2 separate regions of the Homo sapiens genome follow, and region 2 is linked to region 1. A link is a loop called in an ENCODE intact Hi-C map of the cell type or tissue named here. Cell type or tissue: adrenal gland. All regions are shown on one strand. Each heading gives the region's core, and the rest is flanking DNA. Links, peaks and the distances in the headings are about the cores only. Region 1 has its middle 35 kb from the start of RNASE3. Region 2 holds the start of EGILA (EGFR interacting lncRNA).

What was found. Hi-C counts contacts between places; a loop is a spot of excess contacts. Peaks named below come from ENCODE experiments on the same cell type or tissue, not always from the same donor. Only the 100,000 strongest peaks of a DNase experiment are listed, where the experiment ranks them.
Region 2: a loop joins it to region 1, with 10 times the contacts of the local background. A loop is called at or near these places in 98 of 110 quality-filtered maps.

The regions. Positions count from the first base shown.
Region 1 is chr14:20,849,738-20,862,542 of GRCh38, forward strand. No RefSeq gene overlaps it. Among named protein-coding and RNA genes, the nearest start is that of RNASE3, 35 kb to the right of the region's middle. In adrenal gland, for the core only: CTCF peaks have their summits at 6,144, 6,346 and 8,085 (motif pointing right); DNase peaks (open chromatin) are centred at 5,934 and 8,104.
Region 2 is chr14:20,694,273-20,707,077 of GRCh38, forward strand. RNASE4 (ribonuclease A family member 4) reads left to right here. Exons shown (of 2, transcript NM_002937.5): 2 at 5,083-6,944. The coding sequence starts at 5,100. The coding sequence ends at 5,543. EGILA (EGFR interacting lncRNA) reads right to left here and starts at 12,669. Exons shown (of 4, transcript NR_174964.1): 1 at 12,475-12,669; 2 at 5,050-5,226; 3 at 4,764-4,857. RefSeq lists a silencer at 5,379-5,544. In adrenal gland, for the core only: CTCF peaks have their summits at 3,650 and 3,849; a DNase peak (open chromatin) is centred at 3,586.

The DNA of each region.
Region 1 (12,805 bases), core at 1,680-9,679:
TGGCCCCAATTTAGGCAGGAATTTGAGCCCCAGTGCCACTGCATAACCTAAAGCTAATAACATCATTTTGGTTATCTGTTATTGCATAACACACTTACTAAACAGTACTTTTTATTTTATTTTATTTTATTTTTTTAGATGGAGTCTCCCTCTGTCACCCAGGCTACAGTGCAGTGGCATGATCTCAGCTCACTGCAACCTCTGCCTCCTGGGTTCAAGCTATTCTCCTGCCTCAGCCTCCTGAGTAGCTGGGACTACAGGTGCAAGCCATCATGCCCAGCTAATTTTTGTATTTTTAGTAGAGACAGGGTTTTGCTATGTTAGCTAGGCTGGTCTTGAACTCCTGACCTCAAGTGATCCAACTGCCCCAGCTTCCCAAAGTGCTGAGACTATAGGCATGAGCCACCTCACCTGGCCTTACTAAGCAATACTTTTATTAGTTCTCCTGATTTTATTATTTAGGTATAAACCTGCAGTCTTAACCAGGGTGAGTGAAGTGGGGGTAGAAAAAAAGTTCATATCCTGAACCTTTTTTTAGCAATCTTGTTTACTATAGTGGTATGAACAAAGCATTCTTAAACTACTTTTGATTTATTATAAGAGTGAGCAAATAAGTACAAGGGTTAATGTTGTTAATCACGCTGTGGAAGAAAGGACATGCAATTATGGAAGGGAGGAAGGCAAGGAAGAACCCTGTGAGGATGGATTGAATTAAAGGTATCTCTGTAAACTAATAATTTTTTAAATATGTATATGTACATATGCATACACATTTATGTATGTGTACATTCTTTTGTGGATAAATGCGGGCATATATTTCTTAACTCTGTTCACTAAAAAAGCCTTGAAACAAAGACACTCCAGCAGCAAAGAACACACCTACCAAGATCTTGGTCTCTAACACCATCCCCCCACTAAAAAATCAGGGCACCTTAGGAAAATGACTGAGGTGGAGCAGGTGCAAGATGAGGCTGGAACATATTGCTATGCCGCAAAAAAATGAAGTCCTGAGAAAGCAGAAAGGATAGCATATCACAGAGACACGGAAGGTAGCTTGAAACGGATCTCAGTGGCCAATACTGGGACTATTTGGGCACCAAAATATTAACTACAATAGTGAATTATAAGCCATTGAAAAAATAAAAATTTGTGAGTCCTACTGGCAATTAATATAAACACAAATAAACCAATGTGAAGAACATAGGGTTTTGCTTACAGTAGAAAGCTGAAAGCTAGCTGTTAAATGTGGCATGCAGAAACTTAAAAATTATCATTTTGTCACTACCATAGCAAAAAGTGGATTAAGCAAGAATTATCAATGCATGCTAAATCTAGGGGAATTTTTTTTTTTGAGATGGGAGTCTTGCTCTGTCACCCAGGCTGGAGTGCAGTGGCACAATCTCGGCTCACTGCAACCTCCACCTACCAGGTTCAAGAGATTCTCCTGCCTCAAGCTTCCCGAGTAGCTGGGACTACAGACATGCACCACCACACCTGGGTAATTTTTGCATTTTTAACTAGAGACGGGGTTTCACTATGTTGGCCAGGCTGGTCTCAAACTCCTGACCTCAAGGGATCTGCCCACCTCGGCCTCCCAAACTGTGGGGATAACAGGCATGAACCACTGCGCCCAGCCAATCTAGGGGAAATTTTGAAAAGAAACAGGGTGTTTACAAGACCTTAATGTATCCCCTCCACAAACTGTTTATTAGTAGAAATGGAGAAAAAAATAGCAATTATATAATGAAGATAACTGACAGCATCTTCCCTGGGTGATCACAACTGACATCATCATTGCAGGACACATGGATGTTTCATGCCTCCAGGCTTATTGCCCTGAGGACACAACATCACCTATGCAGTATTCTGAAACAGAATGCATAACCTGAATTTAATCATAAGGAAGCATCAGACAAACCCAAAATGAAGAATGTTAAAAAAGGAGGTGTCTTATAAAACTAAACACACTCAGGCCAGGCACGGTGGCTCACACCTGTAATCCCAGTACTTTGGGAGCCTGAGGCAGGTGGATCACCTGAGGTCGGGAGTTTAAGACCAGCCCGATCAACATGGTGTAACCCCGTCTCTACTAAATACAAAAAATTAGCTGGGTGTGGTGGCACATGCCTGTAATCCCAGCTACTTGGGAGGCTGAGGCAGGAGAATCTCTTGAATCCAGGAGGTAGAGGTTGCAGTGAGCCGAGATTGTGCCATTACACCCCAGCCTGGGCAACAAGAGCAAAACTCCATCTCAAAAAAAATAAAAAAAAAATAACTAAACACACTCTTAACACATAATCCAGCTGTCACTCTCCTTGGTATTTGCACAAATGAGTTAAAAACTTATGTCCACACAAACACCTGCACATGGATGTTCATAACAGCTTTATGCATAACTGTCAAAGTTTAGAAGCAACCAAGGCGTCCCTCAGGAGCTGAATAGATAAATTACTGTGGTACATCCAAATAATGGAATATTATTCAGCACTAAAATGAAATGAGCTCTCAAGTCATGACAAGACATAGCGGGACCTTAAATGAATATTATTAAGTAAAAGAAGCTATTCTGAAAAGGCTACTACTGTATGTAGCTGCTACTACATACTTTATGTACTGTATGATTCCAACTATATGACATTCTGGAAAAGGCAAAACTATGAAAATGGTAAATAGATCAGTAGTTGCCAGGGGTTAAGGAGGAAGGGAGAGACAAATAGGCAAACACAGAAAATTTTTGAGCAGTGAAACTATTCTGCATGATATTATAATGGTGGATGCATGTCATTATACATTTGCCAAAACCCACAGAATGTACATGACCAAGAGTGAACCCTAATATAAACTACAGACTTTGGGTGATAATACTGTATCAATGCAGGCTTCTCGGTTGTAACAACTGTATCACTCTGGTGGGGGGATGTCGATAATGGGGGAGGCTGTGCTTGTTGGGGGGCTGTGAACCTGAAACTACTCTAAAAGATAAAATCTCTCAAAAAGGTGGGATAAAAAGGTCTTCTCTTTTGTGATTTCTTTAAAAATGTTGAAGACCAAAAAGACACGGAAAGGCTGTGGAAATGATTCAGGTTAAAGGTAGCTAAAGAGTTTTGGCAGTTAACTGCATCCTGACGCTAGCCTGGAGCCTGCACTGGGGGGAGAAAGTATACTTCAAAAAAGATTGTGGGTCAACTAACAAATTTGAACACAAACAGTACATTTGATAAAATTATTACATCAATGTTAAATGTAATACTCTAGCCAAATTTGTCTATTTACTATCGTCTGAATTTTCCTTTTGAATCACATTTGCCATTCCTACTGCCTGGGGTGCCTCTTCCCACCTATGCAAGTCCTACCCACCTCCAAATTTCACCTAACCACTCATGACCACCCAGAAGACTTGCCCAAACATTTCAGCCCTGGGTGAGCTAGTCCTTCTCTGAACTCACAGAATCTGTTTCTACACTGCTGACTTTGTGCTTTTACAGCCTGCACTCTCAGTTGTCTCTCTCTATAAACATATCATATCTCTCCACCTAAACCGAAAGCAAACTGGTAAAGGGAATGTTGCTTTATGCTTCTTTTTACCTTGTAGACCTTCCTACGATAGATGTTCACTGTAATTCATTTATTTGACAATTATTTATTAAGCACCTGCAACGCACTGTCAGTATACAAAGATAAATAAGACGTGGTCCCTGTCCTCAAGGGACTTACAGTTCTATGTGGGGAACCAAACTATAAATAACAAGTTTTAAATGTGCAAGGAACATAAAAGAAAGAATAGGAATTTTTCCAAGGTAGGCTCTGGAGTAGTTGATACTTAAATTCAGGCTTGAAATATGAGTAGGCATTCACCAGGTGACAGAGAACTGTTGGCAAGGTCCTAATATGGTACACGACTGAGAGAATGTAGGTGTCAGAAGAAAGACTTCTGCAGGTCTGTCCTTGTTTGTACCTGTGGGCTTTTTGCATGAGAGCCACACACCTCGCCCTATCCCATATTTGTGACTGGAATGTACATTAAAGGGAGGTAGTGATGGGTGACCTCAGGAGATTAAAGCCATTGCTGTAGACAAGAGGAGTTAGAGTGGGGTAGGGGCAGTTCCAGGGTTCTCCAAGGGTGGAGAACGGAGAAGGAAGCCTTGCTACTAATTAGGGACATGTGCACAGTCTGTGAGATTGAGAGGGTTCAGTTAACCCATCTGGAGAACAAGCTCTCACACAGTTAGGCAGCCTTCACACGGTGCGCAATGCACCCCAAGAGGACAGACTGTGTGCTCTTGATGTGAACAGACTGCTCAGGTCATGATCGAGGACAGAAAGACTCAATTCAGACTCTTCCCATTGTTCCAAAATCTCTCTCTCGGAAGAAGCATAGAGACCTTTATCAGAAGAAGAAAAGTAATCAGCTTTCATGCTTTATCTGAGTGAAAGAGAACTAAAATAATTTTTCACGTTATTTTTGGCCGGGTGCAGTGGCTCATGCTTATAATCCCAGCACTTAGGGAGGCTGAGGTGGGAGGATCACTTGAGTCTAGGAGTTCAAGACCAGCCTGGGCAACATAGGGAAACCCCATCTCCACTAAAAATACAAAAATTAGCAGGTGTGATGGCGCACACCTGTAGTCCCAGCTACTTGAGATGCTGAAGTGAAAGGATCCCTAGGGCCCAAGAGGTGGAGGTTGCAGTCAGCCAAGATCATGCCACTGCATCAGTCTGGATGACAGTGAGGCCCTGTCTCAAAAAAAAAAAAAAAAAAAAAGGAAAAGAAATTTTCCTGTTATCTTTGTGGATCTTTGTGCTGTGAAAGTAAATGGCACCAGCTTTCAATTGGCATTTGAAAGCTTTCAGCTGTCATGGCTCTTATGAAATACTGGCATCGTGTGTAATGTCAGGTTCACTACCTAGTGTGACACCAAGATTACACTGGACTGAACAGCAAACATGAGGAGGGAAAGAACTGCAGCCTCCAAAGGGGATCATGAAATATTTCAAGAGCATTTCCCAAAGTTTATCAGGAGTTATAGGGAAAGGTCTTCCAGGGCCTAAACATTTGTAAATAAAGAAAAAAGTTGACATAAATAGAATTTATTACAGAGCTTTTCATGTTCTAAGAGGCACTGTAAATATCTAAGAACCAACTACGGGAAGCAGATTTCCTAAATGTATTTGAATGGGTCCTATGGAAGAATCACTCTTTCTCCTCAACAGAGCATCCAGTAGGATCAGTGTTCCTGTAGTATTGGCCCTCTAGGATACAAGAGGATTAGGGACCCTTAAAAATCACTATCAGGAGAACAAAATGGAAATGAAATGAAGGTCACGGGGGAGACGGCTTTATTTACTTTTACCTCCTCAGAATGGTTTCAGTGTCTATTTTGGTTATTCTTTTTAAAGCCTCATAAGGTGGTAACTATTGACTAATGTTAATCAGTAAATTTACTTGACCCCTTTCTCCCCCTTTACAGCACCTTGCGGGATTAGGGGTCCTACAACATTGTCTTCTAAAGTAAAGAGGAATGAAAGAACTTTGAAATTCACTATTCAGGAGAGGAAAAGAAGCACAAACCAAGTGAGAGAAATGGCTCCATTTTAACTCTCTTAGAAGGTCCTAGTGACTTTTCAGATTGCCCTTTGTAAAGGCATGGTAACTATCGTAGCCATACATTAGTATGAATTAGAATCAAACATTCCATCACACCACCAATTTCCAGAGGATGCATTAGGATACTGAAGATACAAATGCATCTTCCAACACTCCCTCTGTCATGCTCCCACATGACTCTTGGTCCCATGGAAACCCTTGAGATAGGTCACTGAGTAAAGGAAGAAGCCAGTTCTTGGTAGGATTGACTGAACTGGCTAAAGAGCTCATTCCCAAGGTGGATGGTCAGCAGTCCAAAGTAAAATGCCTAGTAGATTGAGGCTAATATCAGAATTCTAGAAGAACCAACCCAGTGGGGGAGTAGGTTTCAAGCACTGGCTAACGCTATAAGTCACGTGGGAGCCAGGGTAATGTTTCAGTGAGCAGTCCATTGACAGAAGTTCTGAAACAGGACCCAGCCCTCAGCAGGAGAGCGCTGGTGAGAGATTTGAATCGCTAGGGTCTGGTCATGGTGTCAGTCCCAGAGGACATCTAGTGTTCAAAGCGGGAAATTCAGACAGACGATCACTGAGATATAGAACAGAGGGTAGTATAACATATAATTGGTAGAACATTCTAATTTACACATTTAATGACTTTTTGCAAACTCAGCATGCTAATGTACTACCTGTCTCTCCATTCATCAATGAAACACTTTCTGAGCATAGACTCTGTGCCAGGCAGACCGCTAGGTACTGGAGATGCAAAACACATAACCTAGTCCCAGGGAGCTTCTAGTCCAGTGGACTCACTAGACAGAGCCTTTCATCTTTCTCCACGCACAGCCAGATTCCAGGCATTAGGGAAGGAAGAGAGTATCTGCCACACTGGAAACTTCATCTTCTCATGTGCTTATTGTTTGTATCCCCTTGTATTCTTCTTTCCTCCTTTCCTTTTCTTGGCTCCTTTTCTTCCTTTCAGATATTTCATATCCCCTAATCTATTTTTTTTTTTTTGAGATGGAGTCTCACTCTGTCACCCAGACTAGAGTGCAGTGGCGCGATCTTGGCTCACTGCAACCTTCGCCTCCCAGGTTTAAGCGATTCTCCTGCCTCAGCCTCCTGAGTAGCTGGGATTACAGGCATGCGCCACCACACCCGGCTAATTTTTTGTATTTTTAGTAGAGATGGGGTTTTGCTATATTGGCCAGGCTGGCCCCTAATCTATTGTATTACATGGCTCACATTTTATTGTAGCACAAGTGTGTTTCTGTCTTCAACAATGTGTACTGACTTGGACATCCCAGAGTCAATAATCTGGAGATACTCTGACTTGTATTATTAGTAGTAGGCCTCACGTATTTTTGTGTTTTTACCTAATAAACTTCCAGCTTATTAGAGAATGCTAATCCAGGAGATCCTGGTTTATGTTAGAGTTTGTAGACCACTACTTCAGAAAAATCAGGAGTGTTTGTGAATTCATGATCACACATAGTAGTGAGAGCAAAAAGACACAGTCTAAGGGCATTTGTTTTTTAAATGATTCTAATAGAAATATTCCACATTTTTATAGAATTATCTTGTTTCCCAACTAACAAAAATCTGTACAACAATAACTTCTAACTTTTGGCAATGAGTAGAAAGGGTGGTTCTCACGAATGCTACCACACAGTGGAAATTTCCCCATCCACATTGAGACTGAGGAAGAGATAATCATCAAAAAAATCAGCCCCTTTCCCAGTTAAGGTTCTCTCTTTCTCTCTCTCTCTCTCTCTCTCTCTCTCACACACACACACACCACACACACTTCAAAGCCCTTCTTTAAGTTAGGCCAGGAAAGAGCAACTGAGGCGCCCAACATACAGACCCCTTTACCTTTTCAGAGATTGTCTTTGCAAGTCAGGATCTAATACTGGGGTTCAAGGTAAATTTGATATTACACCCACATGGATATAATTTCATATTCTCCCTATTCTGGACCCTGAGATGGAAAGAGCATAGAGACAGGGCCCAGAGATTTTCCAGCAAGAAAATTAAAGAACATATGTGAGGCAGGATAGTTTGCTGAGATACTACTTTTTCTTTCTTCTCTTTGTATTTTCCTCATGCCTCTAGTTCCAAGCAGAGAGCCAGACCCTTTTGCAATTCCTTAGGATATCTGCAGAATGGAAAGGAGGAAGTGTATGAAGCCAAACTTAATCTTACTGTCTTTTGAGAACCCTGAAATTTGGTGAAAATAAATTGCCTCTTGAAAAGTGTGGCAAAGTTGAGATTGGAGAGAGACTGAGGGCGAAGTTGGAGGGGAGGAAAAATGCAGAGGAGAGGCAGCATGGTGAACCTAGGCTGACTCCAGGCACAGAAGATCCGGACCGCCATGAAAACCCCCACGCCCTCAAGAATGAAACAGAAGCAGCTCAGCTAAGGTTTCTGTGCACCTTCTAAACCGAGGAAGGGGAGCCGGGTCAATCAGGCTCAGAGGTAGAGATGCCTAGCTCACTGCTTGCCGGCAGGGGGCGCTCTCCTATTATTGTATTTTCTTTTTTGAGGACATCAAGACTCAGTGTGCAAAAATTCTCATCAAAGATACAAATTCAAATGTGGTTGCTTTTGTAAAAATACCCATCTTCACAACCCCAGACTACTCCTCAACTCGTGCTTGCTGGAGGCTCCACCCTCTGCATTCTCTTCATTACTTCGGGTCTCTTTGACTTGTCTCTTGTAAGGACGAAGGCTTCGCCAGCATCGGCACACATCTGCTGCCTGATCTGGCCATGTGAACCACTGTCCATCCCTCAGAGGCAAATTCCTCCCACAACACCTGACTTACACCAGCCTTTTCTATCCAGAGACCTTGGCACCAGGATTAAAAAGCAAGTATCTCCTTTATTTGCCTCTATTTGGTGGCCGGATGCTAACACAGTACGATTTTCACCTTTTCTCCCTTCTCTTAACTCTCCCATTTAGCTACACAGGTTTGAGGTTAAGCCTAGGATATAGTTGTACACATTAATTATTATTTTACTTGACTTCAAGTAGACTTCTCAGGATATCATTTTGGACTGCTTTCTTGGGATGTTTACTGTGACTCAGAGATGAAAGGTCTTCAGTGACACAGTCCACCTTCCCCCTCCAATGGATACAAAGAATCAGAAGAGTAAAGAGAGAGGTGTTTTTTGCCCCTTTGTCAAGTCTAGAGACAGCAGATTCCCTGGAAACTTCCTAGGTTTGTCTAAGCCTCCCTAGTTTACATTCATCTCTTCTCCTTTAGTCTATAGTGAAGATGGAGATCTCTTGACCTAAATAACATGTTCAAGCATGATCTGTCCCTGTCTTAAAGATTTATTCTTGTTCATTATATTATATCCTACAATCACCCTTGTAAGCATGGTAAGTATGATTTAAAGTCTTCACTTTCTGAGCTTCAGACTAAATAATTCTATTTCTTTCCTCATTTTTCCATAAGCATGGACTTACAAATAATTCAATTCACTTTCTCCATTTTCTCCATCATCATGAACTTACTTAAATCCAGGTGTCCAGTGTGCTGGGTAAGGATGACTGACCAATAAGTATCTTTCCTGTGGGCACTCAGTTCATAGTGTGTGTGTGTGTGTGTGTGTGTGTGTGCACATGTGGTTTGGGAGTGATAGATCTTGTTTTACACACAGAGGTAAGACCCACTTTCCAGCTGGATAGGAAGATGGGGAATAATAAACACAGAAGTCCACCTCATGTCAAATGCAGATCCAGGTGCTAGGGAGACATGGATGAATACGTGTGTCTTTTTCCTGGTGATCTCTTAATTAAATTAAAGCTAAGACTCTGGACACAGCAAACCTAAAGAGGAAATATTCTCCATAGAATAGTGGGCATACTCTGTAGTTACCTCTCTCTATCCCCTAATCCTGTAGAAAAGAAAGTTCATATGCATCAAAAGATGAAAATGCATCAGGTCTGACAATAAGCTTAGCCTTGTTACCTAAAAAAGCTAATGTCATGCTAGCTTTTTCACAGCTATATACACCATGTGATTTTGTATATGTGGCTTTATTTCCCATATAGTCATGGAACTAGTCGGGCAGAGCACCCTGGGTTTGGTTTCTGTCCTGTCATTTGCTTGCAGTGGCAGCTTAACAAATTCCTTTGCCTTTTCTAGTACTGACTGCCTTATTTTTAAGGGCCTTTCTGCAGCTAATACAGGCCATGGTATTGCTTCTTAGTGGCTCAGATGGGACAGGCACTTTGCTTAGGTCCCACAAGACTTTTAATGATATCTGTATCTGTTTTCAGACAACGCCCAAGCTTTCCTCCTAAAACCTAGCTTTGCCTTCTTAAGAATGACAGAAGACAAAGGGAAGAGTCAATAATAATAATTCTTGGAGAAAAATATTGTTTCAAAAGTAGTGGTTTCCTGACTAGTGTGTGTTACCAAGCAGCCTTCTGAAAGACAACAAAGAGGAAATTCTAGTTATCCAGTAGGTGAAGCATTTTTCTTGAGGAGGATGCACTGGGAGAAAGAAGTAGATTCACCCCATAAAAATTAGCCAAGAGTTCTCTGAGCAAATCCTGGAATTCCAAATATTCTTCTATTAGTATCACCTACTACTCAGAAGAGGAGCCCAAAATTCTAGGTGAATGTGCCACCTCCACTATAGTAAGAAGAGGGGATTTGCAGGGCTGGAGAGGACCTCAGAATGTCTGATTTAAGGAGTCAGTATTTTAAATAACATGTTAATTTTTTTTTTTCTGATTAGAGAAGTAACACATTTCAAATACAGAAATGTTAGGAAATTTGGAGGGAAGGTTCCAAGACGGCCGAATAGGAACAGCTCCAGTCTGCAGCTCCCAGTGTGAGCAACGCAGAAGACGGGTGATTTCTGCATTTCCAACTGAGGTACCAGGTTCATCTCACTGGTGCTTGTCAGACAGTGGGTGCAGGACAGTGGGTGCAGCCTACGGACTGTGAGCTGAAGCATGGCCTTGCCTCACCTGGGAAGCACAAGGGGTCAGGGAATTCCCTTTCCTAGCCAAGGGAAGCCTTCAAAGATGGCACCTGGAAAATCGGGACACTCCCACCTTAATACTGTGCTTTTCCAACGGTCTTAGCAAATGGCACACCAGGAGGTTAATATCCCGTGCCTGGCTTGGAGGGTCCCACACCCACAGAGCCTCGCTCATTGCTAGCACAGCAGTCTGAGATCGAACTGCAAGGCAGCAGCGAGGCTGAGGGAGGGGCGCCTGCCATTGCTGAGGCTTGAGTAGGTAAACAAAGCCGCTTGGAAGCTTGAACTGGGTGGAGCCCACCGCAGCTCAAGGAGGCCTCCCTGCCTCTGTAGACTCCACCTCTGGGGGCAGGGCATAGCCGAACAAAAGGCAGCAGAAACTTCTGCAGACCTAAACGTCCCTGTCTGACAGCTTTGAAGAGAGTAGCAGATCTCCCAGCATGGAGTTTGAGATCTGAGAACGGACAGACTGCCTCCTCAAGTGGGTCCCTGACCCCCGAGTAGCCTAACTGGGAGGCACCTCCCAGTAGGGCCCAACTGACACCTCATACAGCCAGGTGCCCCTCTGAGACAAAGCTTCCAGAGGAATGATCAGGCAGCTACATTTGCCATTCTGCAATATTTGCAGTTCTGCAGCTTCCGCTGGTGATACCCAGGCAAACAGGGTCTGGAGTGGACCTCCAGCAAACTCCAACAGACCTGCAGCTGAGAGTCCTGACTGTTAGAAGGAAAACTAACAAACAGAAAGGACATCCACACCAAGACCCCATCTGTACGTCACCATTATCAAAGACCAAAGGTAGATAAAACCACAAAGATGGGGAGAAACCAGAGCAGAAAAGCTGAAAATTCTAAAAATCAGAGTGCCTCTTCTCCTCCAGAGGAGCACAGCTCCTCGCCAGCAACAGAACAAAGCTGGACGGAGAATCACTTTGACAAGTTGAGAGAAGAAGGCTTCGGACAATCGGTAATAACAAACTTCTCCGAGCCAAAGGAGGATGTTCGAACCCATCGCAAAGAAGCTAAAAACCTTGAAAAAAGATTAGACAAATGGCTAATTAGAATAAACAGCATAGAGAAGACCTTAAATGACCTGATGGAGCTGAAAACCATGGCACGAGAACTACGTGACACATGCAAAAGCTTCAGTAGCCAATTCGATCAACTGGAAGAAAGGGTATCAGTGATGGAAGATCAAATGAATGAAATGAAGCGAGAAGAGAAGTTTAGAGAAAAAAGAGTAAAAAGAAATGAACAAAGCCTCCAAAAAATATGGGACTATGTGAAAAGACCAAATCTACATCTGATTAGTGTACCTGAAAGTGACGGGGAGAATGCAACCAAGTTGGAAAACACTCTGCAGGATATTATCCAGGAGAACTTCCCCAACCTAGCAAGGCAGGCCAAGATTCAAATTCAGGAAATACAGAGAACGCCACAAAGATACTCCTTGAGAAGAGCAACTCTAAGACACACAATTGTCGGATTCACCAAAGTTGAAATGAAGGAAAAAATGTTAAGGGCAGCCAGAGAGAAAGGTCGGGTTACCCACAAAGGGAAGCCCATCAGACTAACAGCTGATCTCTCGGCAGAAACTCTACAAGCCAAAGAGAGTGGGGGCCAATATTCAACATTCTTAAAGAATTTTCAACCCAGAATTTCATACCCAGCCAAACCAAGCTTCATAAGTGAAGGAGAAAAAAAATCCTTTACAGACAAGCAAATGCTGAGAGATTTTGTCACCACCAGGCCTGCTTTACAAGAGCTCCTGAAGGAAGCACTAAACATGGAAAGGAACAACCGGTACCAGCCACTGCAAAAACATGCCAAATTGTAAAGACCATCAATGCTAGGAATAAACTGCATCAACTAACGAGCAAAATAACCAGCTAACATCATAATGACAGGATCAAATTCACACATAACAATATTAACTTTAAATGTAAATGGGCTAAATGCTCCAATTAAAAGACACAGACTGGCAAATTGGATAAAGAGTCAAGACCCATCAGTGTGCTGTATTCAGGAGACCCATCTCATGTGCAGAGACACAGAGACACAAATAGGCTCAAAATAAAGGGATGGAAGAAGATCTACCAAGCAAATGGAAAACAAAAAAAAAAACAGGGGTTGCAATCCTAGTCTCTGATAAAACAGACTTTAAACCAACAAAGATCAGAAAAGACAAAGAAGGCCATTACATAATGGTAAAGGGATCA
Region 2 (12,805 bases), core at 633-8,632, 160 kb before region 1:
GAAATGCCTTTTTCTTTTCTTTTCGTTTTTTTTTTTTTTTTTTTTGAGATGGAGTCTCACTCTGTCGCCCAGGCTTAAGTGCAATGGCACAATCTCGGCTCACTGCAACCTCTCTCTCCTGGGTTCAAGTGATTCTCCTGCCTCAGCCTCCCAAATAGCTGAGATTACAGGCATGCACCACCACACCTGGCTAATTTTTGTGTTTTTAGTAGAGACAGGGTTTCACCGTTTTGGCCAGGTTGGTCTTGAACTCCTGACCTCGGGAGATCCGCCCACCTTGGCCTCTCAAAGTGCTGGGATTACAGGCATGAGCCACTGAGCCGGGCCACTTTTTCCTTATCAGTCAGTTTTTACAAGTCATTAGGGAGGTAGACTTTACCTCTCTGTGAAGGAAAGTATGGTATGTTGATCTACAGAGAGAGATGGAAAAATTCCAGGGCTCGTAGCTACTAAGCAGAATTTCCAAGATAGGCAAATTGTTTTTTCTGTCAAATAATAAGCTAATATTACTTCTACAAATATGAGACCTTGGAGAGAAGTTTCCAAGGACCAAGTACCAACATACCAACAGATTATTATAGTTTCTCTCACTCTTACACACACACACACACATATACACATATGTAATCCAGCATGAATACCAAAATTCATTCAGGGTAGCCACCTTTTGTCTTAAGCGAGAGATAATTTTGATGTTTGAATGGAATGCTCCCAGGATATTCTCTTGTCATGGTTATTTTATATAAAATTCAAAAACCAATTACATTATTTCCTCTGTAATCTTTTACTTTATCAACTAATGTCTGGCAAGTGTGATGTTTTGGGGAAGTTATAGAAGATTCCGGCCAGGCGCTGTGGCTCACGCCTGTAATCCAGCACTTTGGGAAGCTGAGGCGGACAGATCACGAGGTCAAGAGATCAAGACCATCCTGGACAACATGGTGAAACCTTGTCTCTACTAAAAATGTGAAAATTAGCTGGGCGTGGTGGCACACACCTATAGTCCCAGCTACTCGGGAGGCTGAGGCAGGAGAATCGCTTGAACCTAGGAGGCGGAGGTTGCACTGAGCCGAGATCACGCCACTGCACTCCAGCCTGGGCGACAGAGCGAGACTCCATCTCAAAAAAAAAAAAAAAAGAAAGATCCCAGTTTATCCCAGTTTATCCCTTATTCTTCCTCAATTCTCAAGATTTGTTTTTAAGTTAACATAACTTAGGTTAACACACTCTTTGTAAAATACACTGTTCAATCTACAGACTCAGTGGTTAGCTTCCTGTTAACTAATTTCTGTTGACAGGTACTTGGATATTTTATTTAGAAAGTGGTTGCCAATAAATTAGTTATAAGTCGCCAGTTTCACTGCCTTGTGAACACATAATTATTGTGGTCTCAGTATTCCCTATGGTGGCTTCTCCTGCTCCTGGTATTGCCCTGAAATGGGCCAAAAGCCGTGGCTCCCCAATACTCAGGTTATAGAACATTGTCCAGGTACCACCTAGGAGAGCCCAGCCTCACTGAAAGTATTCAAATTTAGGAATGGGTTTGAGAAGTAGGTAGCTGGTATGTGCTTAGCACAAGAATCTCTCTTCCTTGGGTTAGTCTGTTTCAAAACTGAAAACACTGTCATTCCTTAAGAAAATAGGAAAAAGTATTCCAAACCTCTGTCACTAGAAAATTTGCCATATTACCAAATCTCAAAAACCTCTCAGGAAATGAGAAAGTCCCAGTTTCTGGTAAACTATTTGGGCCCTTTTCTCAAGTTCTCCAACCAGTGCTATTTCCTTGAGGTGAGGCAAAGTTACTCAAGATCATCGCTGCCACTCAAGGCCTTGATAGGGCAAGTGAAAGGCATGGACCATTATTATATTGATCACAGCATAAGCTGTGAAAACCCACATCTTCTCCAAACATCTGCTTGGAGCATTATCATCGCATAGTTTGCTCTGGTGTTCAGGGAAATCGCTGTTTCATAGGAAATCACATGGCAGTGGGATGGGAGTGTTTCCTGACCTGCCGATGGTACTGGCACCTGAGCAAGCATTCCTAGTCCTTTTTGGTCTGGGCCTCTTGTTCTATCACAACCACAAGCTGTTTAAAATAAAACGTCAAGTCACAGGCAGGTCATTTTATCCTGCGTGAATCAATTGAAGAATTGAAGTCCTGGTCAGCTGTGATTGTTGGCTTTGCAAGGAAAAAGAAGGAACACTCCAAAATGCTAAATGCTTTGAAGAATAGTGACATGCAAGGAAGAAAATTCCATGCAATTTGGAGAAGAAACATTTTTCTAGGAATCTAGTAGCTGAGATATTTTATAGTTTAAAAACAGACTTCCAATATCTTGAGAATACAGTTAGCTCTACGAAATAAAGAGGAGTCAATAATATATGCAACTCTGTAGTCATTCATTATTTTATCCAGATTGACAGAAGCAGAGGAAACCAAGAAAAATGGAAGTGGTAAAAAAAAAAAAATGCAGTAATTGCCAATATTTACTGAGCATTTACCCTGTGCTAGGCCTTGTTATAGGCGCTTAGATTGATTTTCTTTTCATAACATCCCTAAGAGGTAGGTATTACATGCTCATTTTGCTTATGAGGAAATCTGCTGAGAGAGATTAAGTAATTTTCTCATGGTCACAGCCTCAGTCTTTTAGACCACGGTGTCAAAAGAAGTTCTTACTGTGAGTCAGGGTGGTGCAGTGGAGAAAGCGTTTGGGGAAAATCCTGACCCAAAAGTGTGCGTTGGGATGATGTGGAGATCATTCAATTTTCTCTTGTAGCTACAGCTTTGAGATGCACCCATTGGTATCCACACTGGCCTGCTGTCCTCAAATATTTCTCTATGTCTTGTTTACTTGAGTAGTGCAGAAAAGCTGACGTCCTGGGTCTGCTCTCGCATGCATAGGTGAGGTTTTCTCTGTAGCTAGTCATCTTGCTAAACCATATTTTTGGTCACAAAGAATCAGGATGAGAGAAAGTAGATAAAACCATGGAAACTCGAGGTGCCACCGGAAGAGCAAACCAAAGTATATTGATCTGCTGAAGCTATAATCCAAGTACTAAGTATACCTTCAGAAGTTGTATGCATTGTTCTTGGGGCAAAAAGGAAATCAAACATCTGCCCTTCCTCCCACAACCTCTTTACTTCCCTCTCTTCCTAACACTGTATCTCACATCTACAGCTGCAGGCACACAGATATGACATACAGCTTGATATCTTTATGTGCAAAGGCAAAAGATGGCTATGGATATAGGAGGTGGCATTTAAAAGAACAATATCCATGTTTGATACTGCTTTCATTATCAATAATGAAAAGGTAGCCTTTCAGCAGAACAAAGTAAGGTACAGGTCGTTTGGAAGCCATTTCAGTCATTCACACAGTGTGATCCACCATTACGAAGCAGAATTTGAAATCAAAAGACAATAGTACCCATATACATCAAACTAGGAGTTCAACTGGGGTCAGTCCTTGGACTGCACATACAGAGTTGGGCTGCCTGACTCTCAAAACATTGCCCTTGCTAATTTGCGTTGCTCACTTCCTATTGAATCAGGGATGATTTTTCTTTGCTGTAGTGAATCAGCCCTGCTACACTGCAAGAATCAAGCCGATTCACAATTCACATCAATTCCAGGAGTGACGGCCAGATGGCAGCATCTGGCTAGTCAGTTGGTGAGTGAGTCCACCTCCAGTCTTGATTAAACTCTGCTGCTGGGAAGTAGCAATTCTGAGCATAAATGTCTTTGATATCCTGAATATTTTGGGTGTGGGATGAGAGAGGCAGTAGATAGTGGAAAGAGCACAGGGTGTAGACTAAGATAGGCCTGGATTCCTTTCTTTAATCTGTCAATGAAAGCAATGAATGTTCTGAAACTACATGGCAATGCTTTTTTTGTTGCCACTCTGGCTTTTTTTTTTAATGCTATAAAATATATGCCTATTTTTCACTGCCAAGAGGTGACAACACAATGATGCTGCAACCAGAGAAGACAGACAGCTACCAACAACTATTGACAAGACAGAAGGAACATCAAGAATAGATGCAAGACAAAGCAATGTATCTCCATGGCCTAGATTTTTTAGGTTATGCATAGAAACAGCAAGGAGAAGAAGACACAATCCAAGTTTTCTTTTGAGAATATTGTGCTGTTTAAATTTATTTTTTAAACATTTCTTAGCTTTTCTTATTAGTCAATTTCATAAGCCTGGGAAACATCTTTACTCTATCCATTTAATTGCATTTGTTCATTAGCTTACTCATTTCACTTATTAGTTCATTCAAACAGTAGCTATTATCAACTGTCTTCTAAGAACTGTAACTGGGTATTCTGGTTTTGCTTTTTTTTAAAAAATAGAATTAAAAGGATTTCCAAAAGGACCTGATTTTACATTAGAATTAGAATAATACATTTTAAATTAATGTATAACATATATTATTCTAGAATTAGAATAGATTTTAAATCACATTAGAATAATAGCCACATGACAAAAAAGAAAAGAAAAATAATAAAATTAATGACAAAGAAAAACAATAGTCATGTGAGAGGAAAGGCAAAGCCTAAATATTCCTCTGTCCTCTTCCTCCACCTAGATTCCCAGATGTAAGGTATTAAAAGTAGTTTGTAAACTTTCTGTGACGTATGCTGAGTCTATCCAAACTGTCGGGAATTGGAGCCTCCCGGGAACCAAACACTCCCCAAAGATCATACACCTACGGAGTTCCCCCAAGAGACACACAACTGCAGTTTCATGTAGGTTCACCTTTTCTCTCTTTTTATACTCTGTCCACACAAACCTGGCAGCCACGCAGTCAGTCCCTGCCCTGTGTCATTGTACTGGCCACAGCAACTTCTCTCTGTAAATGAGAAAGGTCTTGCTTTCAGAAAAGATCATGTTTGCAAACTACTCACTCTTGAGGAAGAAGGGTGGGAAAAGTAGCAGAGATGAGTGGGGAGATGGTGCATATAAGAAGGAGGAAAGAGGAGACTATGGAGTCAGGATGCCGGCTTGCTATTCTCAACACCTTTTTCCAGTGCCCAGTTCTTACCTTATTTCTCCTGCCCCTTGCTTTCTTTTCTAGGCACCTCTAAGATACTGATGGCTCTGCAGAGGACCCATTCATTGCTTCTGCTTTTGCTGCTGACCCTGCTGGGGCTGGGGCTGGTCCAGCCCTCCTATGGCCAGGATGGCATGTACCAGCGATTCCTGCGGCAACACGTGCACCCTGAGGAGACAGGTGGCAGTGATCGCTACTGCAACTTGATGATGCAAAGACGGAAGATGACTTTGTATCACTGCAAGCGCTTCAACACCTTCATCCATGAAGATATCTGGAACATTCGTAGTATCTGCAGCACCACCAATATCCAATGCAAGAACGGCAAGATGAACTGCCATGAGGGTGTAGTGAAGGTCACAGATTGCAGGGACACAGGAAGTTCCAGGGCACCCAACTGCAGATATCGGGCCATAGCGAGCACTAGACGTGTTGTCATTGCCTGTGAGGGTAACCCACAGGTGCCTGTGCACTTTGACGGTTAGATGCCACCATGTAGGGATTATCGCGAGTGGTTGACCTTACACTTACTCCTTAAATAGCAGTGAGTAATGCATTTGAGCTGTCCCAGGCTCTGTCTCCTCAGCTCATTTCCTACTCTTTTTCTCTATATAACTCATTCTATTAAATACATTGCACCAAAGAGATATGGAGACATAAACCTGTAATGAATGAGGCTGGGCTTTTCTGTAATAAGCTTCCTTTTATAATACTGGTCAGCTTAGCTCTCTCAGATCCTATCCTGTGGAATTTAGTTATTATGTGTATTTATGTAGTATTTCAAACATTTCAAAATGCTTTCATCTATGTTTATCACATTTTAATACCACAGCACTTATAATGATGTCACTACATATAGAAGCTCAAAGTTAAGGGATTTGCTGAAGACTGTAAAGTTAATGGAAGAATTGAGACAAAAATCCAGTGTAGCTGGCCACTTATCCAGGGCTTTTTCTACTTCATCACAAGGAATGTTTTGAAAGTGTCTGCTTTTTTTATCCTTAAAATTCACCTGTCAGGGAGGCATTAAAAATTTGGAAATGTATGCCAGCAAAATGTGAGCTCTGTATTTTTTGGCATTCTTATGTTTGGGTTTAATAAGATTAAGAAAATGATACTGGGAATTTTCTTTTTCCTGAAACTTTGAATCACCCTAGTAAGTCAAAGTACTAAAAAATGTACTAGATCATTAAGACTTATGTGCTCTTACTGATTGAAAGATTTTTTATGTTTTCCTTGTAATAAAGGACCTAAACCGAAGGTACCTGAGAAGACTGTGCTATGGTATTATTTTTTTTCTCTGACTTTTAAATTCTTGTTTAGTTTATAAACATGCATGCACCTTAATAACCTCATAAACTCTGGTCAAAGACTAATGCCTATCAGATCCATGACCACAACACAGAAGATTTGTCTCATTTACTCCAGAGAGAATGATTCCTCTCAAAGACAATTCTCACAGCTCTTCCTTCTCCCTTAGAATATTTAGAAGCAAATTAGGGAGCTGTCAGGTCTCTGAGCCCAAGCCTGCACGTATACATCCAGATGGCCTGAAGCAACTGAAGAACCACAAAAGAAGTGAAAATAACCAATTCCTGCCTTAACTGATGACATTCCACCACTGTGATTTGTTCCTGCCCCACCTTAACTGATCAATTAGCCTTGTGACATTCCTTCTCCTGGACAATTAGACTCAGGAGCTCCCCACCAGAGCACCTTGTGACCCCCGCCCCTGCCCGCTAGAGAATAACCCACTTTGACCGTAATTTCCCACTACCAACCCAAATCCTATAAAACTGCCCCACCCCATCTCCCTTTGCTGACTCCTTTTTTGGACTCAGTCTGCCTGCACCCAGGTGATTAAAAAGCTTTATTGCTCACACAAAGCCTGTTTGGTGGTCTCTTCACATGGACGCGTGTGGCATTTAGTGCCGAAGACCCAGAACAGGGGGACTCCTTCAGGAGACTGGTCCCCTGTCCTCGCCTTCACTCCATGAGGAGGTCCACCTATGACCTCAGGTCCTCAGACCAACCAGCCCAAGGAACATCTCACCCATTTCAAATTGGGTAAGCGGTCTTTTCACTGTCTTCTCCAGCCTCTCTTGCTACCCTTCAATCTCCCTGTCCTTCCAATTCCAGTTCTCTTTCCTCTCTAGTAGAGACAAAGGAGACGCATTTTATCCATGGACCCAAAACTCAGACACCAGTCACGGACTCGGGAAGATAGTCTTCCCTTGGCGTCTGATCATTGTGGGGATGCCTGCCCTGATCATTCACCCACATTCCATTGGTGTCTGATCACTGTGGGGACACCTGCCATGGTCATTCACCCACATTCCCTTGATGGCAAGTCAATCGCGGGATGCCTGCTTTGGCTGATCGTCCACGTTATAGCCCAGGGCTGCTCACCACCCCCTTTGCTGTGTCTCTACCTTTCTCTTTAAACTTACTTCTTCACTGTGGGCAACCTTCCACCCTGCATTCCCCCTTCTTCTCCCTTAGCCTGTGTTCTCAAGAACTTAAAACCTCTTCAACTCACACCTGACCTAAAACCTAAATGCCTTATTTTCTTCTGCAATACCGTTTGGCCCTAATACAAACCCAACAATGGTTCCAAATGGCCAGAAAACGGCACTTTTGATTTCTCCATCTTACAAGATCTAGATGATTTTTGTCGAAAAATGGGGAAATAGTCTGAGGTGCCTGACATCCAGGCATTCTTTTACACATCAGTCCCTCCCTAGTCTCTGCTCCCAATGTGACTTGTCCCAAATCTTTCTTCTTTCTCTCCTGTCTGTTTCTTCAGTCTCCACCCCAAGCTCTGAGTCCTTTGAATTCTCCTTTTCTACAGACCCATCTGACCTCTTCCCTCCTCCCCAGGCTGCTGCTCACCAGCCAGGCCAAGCCAGGTCCTGATTCTTCCTCACCCTCTGCTCCCCCACCCTATAATCCTTTTATCACCTCCCCTCCTCACACCTGGTCCAGCTTACAGTTTCATTCCATGACTAGCTCTCCCCAACCTGCCCAAAAATTTCCTCTTAAAGAGGTGGCTGGAGCTGAAGGTACAGTCAAGGTTAATGCTCCTTTTTCTTTATCCAACCTCTCCCAAATGAGTTAGCATTTAGGCTTTTTTTTTTTTTTTTTTATCAAATATAAAAACCCAGCCCAGTTCATGGCCCATTTGGCAACAACCCTTAGACACTTTACTGTCCTAGACCCAGAGAGGCCAGAAGGCCGTCTTATTCTCAATATGCATTTTATTAGTCAATCCACTCCTGACATTAACAAAGCTCCAAAAATTAGATTCTGGCCCTCAAACCCCACAACAGGACTTAATTAACCTCGCCTTCAAGGTGTACAATAATAGAGAAGAGGCAGCCAAGTGGCAACATATTTCTGAGTTGCAATTACTTGCCTCCACTATGAGAGAAGCCCCAGCCACATCTCCAGCACACAAGAACTTCAAAATGCCTGAACTGCAGTGGCCAGGTGTTCCTCCAGGACCTCCTCCCCCAGGATCTTGCTTCAAGTGCTAGAAATCTGGCCACTGGGCCAAGGAATGCCTGCAGCCCGGGATTCCTCCTAAGCCATGTCCCATCTGTGCGGGACCCCACTGGAAACCGGACTGTCCAACTCGCCCAGCAGCCACTCCCAGAGCCCCTGGAATTCTGGCCCAAGGCTCTCTGACTGACTCCTTCCCAGATCTTCTTGGCTTAGTGGCTGAAGACTGACGTGGCTCAATTATCTCAGAAGCCTCCTGGACCATCACAGATGCTTTCGGTAACTCTTACAGTGGAGGGTAAGTCCATCCCCTTCTTGATCAATATGGAGGCCACCCACTCCACATTACCTTCTTTTCAAGGGCCTGTTTCTCTTGCCTCCATAACTGTTGTGCATATTGATGGCCAGGCTTTTAAAACTCCCCAACTCTGGTGCCAACTTGGACAACATTTTTTATGCACTCCTTTTTAGTTATCCCCACCTGCCCACCTCCCTTATTAGGTTGAGACATTTTAACTAAATTATCTGCTTCCCTGACTATTCCTGGGCTACAGTCACACCTATTCCCACCCTTTTCCCCAGTTCACATACTCCTCTTCTGTCTCCCTACCTTAATCCACAAGTATAGGATACCTGTGCTCCTTCCTTGGTGACCGATCATGCACCCCTTACCATCCCTTTAAAACCTAATCACCCTTACTCCTCTCAATGCCAGTATGCCATCCCACAACAGGCTTTGAGGGGACTAAAGCCTGTTATCACTTGCCTGTTACAGCATGGCCTTTTAAAGCCTACAAGCTCTCCTTACAATTCTCCCATTTTACTTGTCCAAAAACTGGACAAGCCTTACAGGTTAGTTCAGGATCTGCACCTTATCAACCAAATTGTTTTGCCTATCCACTCTGTGGTGCCCAACCCGTACACCCTTTTGTCCTCAATAAATTCCTCCACAGCTCACTATTCTGTTCTTGATCTTAAAGATGCTTTTTTCACTATTCCCCTGCACCTGTCATCCCAGCCTCTCTTTGCTTTTACCTGGACTGATCCTGACACCCATCAGCCTCAGCAACTTACCTGGGCTGTACTGCCACAAGGCTTCAGGGACAGCCCCCATTACTTCAGTCAAGCCCTTTCTCATGATCTACTTTCTTTCTGTCCATCTGCTTCTCACCTTATTCAATATTTTGATGACCTTCTACTTTATAGCCCCTCCTACAAATCTTCTCAACGGGACACCCTCCTGTTCCTCCAATATCTGTTCTCAAAAGGATATCATGTATCCCCCTCCAAAGCCCAAATTTCTTCCTCATCTGTTACCTATCTCAGCATAATTCTTCATGAAAACACACGTGCTCTCCTTGCTGATTGTGTCCAGCTGATCTCTCAAACCCCAGTCCCCACCACCAAACAACAACTCCTTTCCTTCTTAGGCACTGTTGGATATTTCCGATTCTGGATATCAGGCGTCGCTATCCTGACGAAACCACTTTACAAGCTCAGAAAGGGCAACTTAACTGATCCCATGGACCCTAAGTCTTTTCCCCATTCTTCTTTTCACTCTCTCAAAAACGCCCTGGAGACCGCTTCCACACTAGCACTCCCCGACTCGTCCCATTCTTTTTCCTTACACACAGCTGAAATACAAGGCTGTGCTGCCAGAGTCCTCACACAGGAGCCAGGCCCGTGACCTGCTGCCTTTCTATCAAAACAACTTGACCTCCCAATTCTGGGGTGGCCCTCATGTGTGCATGCAGCAGCAGCCACAGCTTTAATACTTCTGGAAGCCCTCAAAATTACAAGCTATGCTCCACTTACTCTCTACTGTTCCTGTAACTTTCCAAATCTATTCTCCTCCTCACGCTTGACACGTATACTTTCTGTGCCCCAGCTCCTTCAACTGTACTCACTATTTGTTGAGTCTCCCACAATTACCATTGTTCCTAGTCCAGACTTCAATCCAGCCTCTCATCTTATTCCTGATACTGCATCTGAGCCCCATGACTGTATCCCTCTAATCCACGTGGCATTCTCCCCTTTTCCCCATATTTTCCTCTTTCCTGTTCCCTACCCAGACCACACTTGGTTTATTGATGGTAGTTCTTCCAGGTCCAATCGCCAATCACTGGCAAAGGCAGGCTATGCTATAGTATCTTCCACATCTATCATTGAGGCTACAGGCCTGCCCCCTTCTGCTACCTCTCAACAAGCTGAAATCATTGCCTTAACTCGAGCCCTCATTCTTGCAAAGGAACTACGTGTCAATATCTATACCAATTCCAGGTATGCCTTCCACATCCTTCACCACCATGCTGTTATATGGGCAGAAAGAAGTTTCCTCACTACACAAGGGTCCTCCATCATTAATGCCTCCTTAATAAAACCTCTTCTTAAAGCTGCTCTACTTCCAAGAAAACTGAGGCCATTCACTGTAAAGGCCAACAAAAGGCATCAGATCCCATCACTCAGGGCAATGCTTATGCTAATAAGGTAGCTAAACAAGCAGCTGGCGTTTCAACTTCTGTCCCTCATGGCCAGTTTTTCTCTTTCTCATCTTTTCACTTTACATTTCCAGTTTCGCCTTACACAAGGTCTCTTCTTCCCCTGTGGCTCCTCCCCTACATGTGTCTACCTGTTAATTAGACAGGCACATGCACACTAGTTTTCCTTACCCCCAAAAATCAACTTGCAAATGGGACCCAAGAGCTTCCTGTTCCCCTCATGACACCAACACTTCACTACTATTTTGTTTTGTTTTTCTTATTATTAATATAAGAAGACAGGAATATGCCCTTGACTTACTCACTGCTGAAAAAGGGGGACTCTGTATATTTTTAAATGAAGAGTGTTGTTTCTACCAAAATCACTCTGGCCTAGTATATGACAACATAAAAAAAACTCAAGGATAGCGCCCAAAAACTCACCAACCAAGCAAATAATTATGCTGAACCCCCTTAGGCACTCTCTAATTGGATGTCCTGAGCCCTCCCAATTTTTAGTCCTTTAATACATGCTTTTCTCCTTCTCTTATTTAGACCTTGTGTCTTCTGATCAGTTTCTCAATTCATACAAAACTGCATTCAGGCCATCATCAATCATTCTGTATGACAAATGCTCCTTCTAACAACCCCACAATATCACCCTTGATGCCCAAATCTTTCTTCAGTTTAATCTCTCCCACCCTAGGTTCCCATGCTGCCCCTAATCCCACTTGAAGCAGCCCTGAGAAACATTGCCCATTATCTCTCCATACCACCCCCCAAAATTTTTGCCGCTCCAACACCTCACCACTATTTTGTTTTGTTTTTCTTATTAATATAAGAAGACAGGAAATGTCAGACCTCTGAGCCCAAGCCTGCAAGTATACATCCAGATGGCCTGAAGCAACTGAAGAACCACAAAAGAAGTGAAAATAGCCAGTTCCTGCCTTAACTGATGACATTCCACCATTGTGATTTGTTCCTGCCCCACCTTAACTGATCAATTAACCTTGTGACATTCCTTCTCCTAGACAATGAGTCTCAGAACCTCCCCACTGAGCACCTTGTAACCCCTGCCCCTGCCTGCAAGAGAATAACCCACTTTGACTGTAATTTTCCACTACCTACCCAAATCTTATAAAACTGCCCCACCCCATCTCCCTTTGCTGACTCCTTTTTCGGACTCAGTCTGCCTGCACCCAGGTGATTAAAAAGCTTTATAGCTCACACAAAGCCTGTTTGGTGGTCTCTTCACATGGACGCACATGACAGGAGCAGAGATATATGAAGATGCTAGCTGCTTAAGAAGGGAAGTGTGAGTGTGTGTGTGTGTGTGTGTGTGTGTGTGTGTGCACATGTTTAAGGGCAAAACTGACAAAACTGAAAACATTTGAATTACAGCAGATACAGAAAGAAATCTTACCTGAACTTCTCTCACCTGACTAAAGCAGAGCCTCCCAGAAATGCCCCCACCATTATCTCCCTCCGGAGGGGTCCTCATGTAATGGTAATAGGTCTTTTGCCTGATGTGCACAGCATGTCAATATGCCAAGACACTGGGTTGCAGCAGAGAAAGAGGTTTAATTGCAGGGCTGCTGAACCAAAAGATGGAAGGAAACCTCAAATCCATTTCCTCAAAGAGTTTGAGGCTGTTGTTTTTAAGGATTTGGAGTAGGTGGAAATAAGAGATCACTAATTGGTTGAAGAATGCAGAGTGAAGTCATGGGACAGAGAGATGAAAAAACAGTATTCTCATGCTGATCAGTTCA